Linked DNA regions of Mus musculus: region 2 is linked to region 1. A link is a loop called in an ENCODE intact Hi-C map of the cell type or tissue named here. Cell type or tissue: left cerebral cortex. All regions are shown on one strand.

Region 1 (2,500 bases):
ACTGGCTTCCTAGTCTACCTCTCTATCTCTTTCACTCTGCCTTTGACACCCTGGCACAAGCCTCATCTCCTACTCTCTCCTCATCCTTGTTTTCTCTTTGTATCTTTAGCTTATAACTGCTTTCTTGATACTGCTTCTTATTTGGTTTGCTTCTTTTCAAACTGCGTTTTTGTATAGTGTTATAGAGATACATAAATCATAATGTATGTACTTTGGATGGATTTCCACATATATACACATCTATATGACTATATCCTAATCAGATGTCATCCTCAATCTCTCTCTACCTTAGTTTTTGAGAGAGTATCTTGTCATTGAAGCTGGAGCTCTCTGATTCTGCTAGACTCGCAGGCCAGCAAGGTCCAGAAAGACCCTATCTCTGCCTCTGAATCTCCAGATCTGGGGTTACAGGAGAACAAAGTCACCTCAGCTTTCTCAGGTGGGTGTAGGAGGTAGAACTCAGGCGGTCATGCCTATGTAGCAACAGTTACAGACTGAGCCATCTCTCCAGCCTAGTTTCTTCTTCTGCGTGGATGGGAGCCAAGCAGCCATTCTACAAACCCTGAAAACAGCTCTATGGTGTGAATTCCTGAGGTTAACGATCTAAATAAATCGGTCTTGTCTTGCCTCTGCTAAACTGCTTGAAAGATGATGTTTTACAGCCTGCATAGATCAGGTTGGTCTTTCCTTCCTTTGAAAGTTATCCTCAGTAGAAATTGTCATGCTACCTAATGAACCAATATTAGTTTAACTACATGTTGTTAATTAAAAGCAGAGATTTATACAAGCTTTTCCCTTAGGAATAAAAGTAAGAATATCATACTTCAAACTTCCAGAAGCAGAAGAGCGGTCCCAGAATTTACAAACCTCCGTTAATGGTTATGGTGAATTTTCTTCTAAGGGTGTCTTACTCTGGAGACCTCATTCTATTTCCAAGGAAGATCTGACCCAAGATGACTCTTTATAGGCCAGGCCATTTAGCTTTTGTGTGAGAGGAGACTTTTTTTTTTTTTAGCCTAGATGCTCGGTCTCTTTTTTATCTCAAACCATTTTCCTGGAAAGCCCACATGAATTATGTTCACAAGAAAGAGAAAGCCAGGGCTGAGAGGCTGTTTCAGTAGGCAATGAGCTTGCATATAAATCTGACAAGCTGAGCTTAGATCCAAGCATCCACAGACAGGTGGATGGCGTAGCACATGTGGGTAGCATATGCATCTATAATCCCAGTGTTCCGGTGCAAGTGTGGGAGGCAGAGGTAGACAAGTCTCCAGAAACTTGTAGGACATCTATCCTACCACATGCAACAGTGAGCAACGTGAGAGAGCCTGCAAACAAGCTGGAAGGTAAGACGGACCCTGAACTTGTTCTCTGACCCCCTGCACTTCTCCTGTGGCACACACGCACACAGATGAACATACATACACAAATACACAAAGCAAGAAAAGACTAAAAAAGTAGAAAAAGAAAGGAAAAGCCTGACCTCCTATTCATTCCAGATGGATACCCATGTCTTTAATCGAGTTCTTCTAAACAAGTGAATCCAAAAATAAGGATTAATTTGCAGTTATCAATAAGAGGTTCAAGGACACATGAGCTGAGAGAAGTCTGTGAGTTACTTCTGATCATATAACCTGACATACACAACAGACAGGAATGAAATATTTCTTTTATGACATGTGGTTTCAGATTGCTCAGTCCAGTGTGGTAGCAATGTCATAGTAAAGGAAGTCATAGAGTGGCAGCCAGGAATAAGTAATGGGGACCAGGGAAGGATAACCTCCCAAGGGTGCCCTTCCATTGTCATGACTCCCTCCAACTAGACCCCACCTCCTCCTTTTCCCATCTCCCAAAGATGCAATCATACCATGAATCCATGAAAAGGTGAAGTCCTTGCTTAGGTCAGAGTCCTCATCATTTAATCATTCCTGGAAACTCCATCACGGGTGTCCTTCAATGTCTCCAAGCCAAGTATCAATCCAATCAAGTTGACAATTAAGATGAATCATACGACAAGAAAGGAAGGAACATAATGGGTATGCTAAGGAGGGAGAGAATGACTGTGCTGTCAGAAAACTTCTCATTCTAAGTAATAATTCAACCACACTAGCCCAGTGCAGAATACACACATCAGAGCCATTCATCAGGTGTGCCAAAGCTGGGGACTGATCACTCACATTTCCAGCTTCTGGTCACAGGCAGAGTAGACTCTATTGGCCAAACAGAACCACCAATTAGACAGATGAATGGAGGTTAACCTCCAGAAATGACTACCTGAAGGGAGGTAGGCAGGGCAAGCCACAGCTGTGGAATAATGCCCCAGAGCAGAAGTGGGATGAAGGCCAGCCCACCAGCCATGCACGTCAGTCTCATGTCTTCCTTTGGCAGACCAAGAGAGTTTGGCATACTTTCCAGGTTATCATGGTAGTCGGTGCATCTCTGAAACCTGTGAGCAGCACGCAGCATGCTTCCTCTCTGTGTGGGTCTTGAGGTTAGTACAACC
Region 2 (2,500 bases), 160 kb after region 1:
TTGATCAAATCTCAACAAAGCAGGAAGAAGATGCCCACACTTAGAACGATTTTGAGGGGGAAATGGGAATTTAAAATGGCAGGTCTCACCCATCTACTTCTCTAAAAGTGGAGCCAGCTATGCCCAATATCCATCCAGTTAGCTACCAATACCCTTCCAAGCTGGCACGCCCTTGTCTGGCTGCCGTCTACCTTCCTCCTGGGATACTGACCTAAGACGCCTCAGTTTCCCTCAAAGACTCCTGTACTCTGCTTAATGTTTTTCTTTTCTTATTCCTTACCTACACCATTTTTACTTTCTTTTACTGGGAGTTAACATCAAGTAAACATTAAGGATTTTTTAAAATCTAGACCATACATCATCTCCCCAAGGAGGCGACTGAGTAACTGCCGCCTCCACAGAGAAAGGCACCTCCAACTTCCTGTCCCTCCCCACATTGTGGGCCCAGCTGCTGCGCTCATCTGTGCCCATTAACCCCACCCACTCTAGGCAGAAGGTGCTTAAAATCCCGCTGGAACCCCCGAACCGAGTCCAGTGATGCAGCCATTCCTCTCCAGCTCCACAAAATAAGGGGTCAGACTCCAAATGACAGGCTCTTCCCACCTCTGCTGATAAAGGTCTCTCTTCCCTGGTCAGGGGAGGGTCTGCTGACATCTACAAAGTCTTGCCAACTTTGATTACAGGGTCAGAAGACAGCGCCATTTACCTCATTTTCTACTTGGGATGTCTGCCCACTCTCTCACACAGGCTTCAGCTTGTCAGTCTAGCATGGCTACATATAAACTGCAGGCTTAGAGACGAAAGACTGGCTTTGCAAACGGAAACAAAATCAGAACAATGATTCCAACACAGGCTTCTTCCTTTCCTGAAATAGTTGCAGAAACTCCACAGCTTGTCTTAGACAGAGCCTTAGGGCTGAAGCCCCTAGTGTGGCCTGGAAGCTGAGCCTTGAGCGCCATCTAGGAGCAGAGGGCGGCACTGCAGGCTCTCTCAGACCAGCCGAAGTTTCCTCTCTAGCTGGCCATCTGTGAAGGACTCCGTTGAGGCCAGAGACTGCCAGGGACTCATGGGATTTGTGTTCAGACCAAGTCACTTCCGTAGCTGGGTAGTGCTGGGCATTTTTTTTCTTTATTTGCAAAGCAAAGATTACCATGCCAACCTCACTCGGTGAACAGAGGATTAAATAAGAAAAACTGTATAAGCTGGCATAGAACATGAAGCAAACAAAAAACACTATTCTCTTGACTCTTGGCTTTGCATCTGTTGCTGTGACAAAAGGTATTCTAGCAAAAAGCAACTTAGCTGGAAGGGAGGGCTTATTTGGCTCACAATTCCAGTCTATAGTCCATCGTTAAGGGAAAGTCGGGGCAGGAACGCATGCAAAGCCAAGAGCGGAAGGGAACGAATCCGCCCACGCTGCCTACCTACTCACGCTCAGCCGTTCTGCTCTCATGTTCTGCTCTCATGCCGTTAAAAGCCCGGCCGGTGAAATGGTGCGTCCCACATTCCAGCTAGGTCTTCCCACCTCAACTAACAATCAAGAGAATCCCTCACAGACCTGCTGGCAGGTCAATCCCCCAATGAAACTCTCTCCCCCGGGTGAGTCTGTACAGCATCGAGTCAATAATTAAAGCTACCCATCACACCTCCCTAGGCCATAAACGGACTGAGTCCTCAGTCAGACAAGTCGCTTAGGGGAGGAAAAGCGCCTGCCATTTGGGATCAGACCCTCACGAGGGACTGGAAGGGCAGAAATAACAAAAAGCAATATCTACAACATGTGGCCTACAGTGGGGGTGCAACTGGTGAGAAAAAGGATGGGGGGGCAGTTAACCCACCGTTCCTTGCATGAGCCCCCGAGGTTGAGCAAGTAGGAAGATAGTAATAGCAAGATAAAGATAAATAGGACTGTGTCACAGTGAATGAACCCAATGTAAATAACAATACAGGTAATGTACTGGACACAAAGTCAGTAGCTATTGAGGCTAGCTCTACTTCCTTTATCCCTATGCAAACAAAGGATTGCTCTTTGGACTTACAGACAAACTATGAAGACAAAAAAGGAATGGTCTAGGGCACAAGAGATGGATCAGCAGGTAAGGTGCTTGCTGCTAAGACTAACATATCTGAGATCAATCCCTGGGACCCACAGGATGGAAGCAGAGAACTGGACACAATAAGCTATCCTCCAACTTTCACACGTGTGGTGGCACATGCTCAATGTAAGTGAAAATAGATAGATGTGCAATATTTAGGTGGGAGAAGATCTGCTCTGGCTTACATACTTGTGACCCCATCTTTTTTTTTCTCCTAACAGAGGTCTTCCTCACTTCTGACACTAAAATGGAACATCTCATTGCCTGAGGCTTTCATGCCTTTTTCACCCCGTTCTCCCAATAGCCTGAGTCCAGCTCCTATTCAGATGTCCTCAATCTCTGTCCTGAACCTGCAACACTCTCTCCCTGGGCTCTCTACACTCCTGTCCCTCCTGCCCAGACTC

Evidence for each region. Hi-C counts contacts between places; a loop is a spot of excess contacts. Peaks named below come from ENCODE experiments on the same cell type or tissue, not always from the same donor. Only the 100,000 strongest peaks of a DNase experiment are listed, where the experiment ranks them.
Region 2: it touches region 1 in a loop (2.3-fold over the local background); 3 of 42 quality-filtered maps call a loop at or near these places.

Annotation. Positions count from the first base shown.
Region 1 is chr7:116,856,018-116,858,517 of GRCm38, reverse strand. No RefSeq gene overlaps it. Among named protein-coding and RNA genes, the nearest start is that of Gm26054, 95 kb to the left of the region's middle. In left cerebral cortex, no CTCF peak of the experiment used is centred here; DNase peaks (open chromatin) are centred at 540 and 1,179; H3K27ac peaks cover 1,131 bases.
Region 2 is chr7:116,700,101-116,702,600 of GRCm38, reverse strand. No RefSeq gene overlaps it. Among named protein-coding and RNA genes, the nearest start is that of Gm39074, 16 kb to the left of the region's middle. In left cerebral cortex, a CTCF peak has its summit at 960; DNase peaks (open chromatin) are centred at 456, 948 and 1,372; H3K27ac peaks cover 331 bases.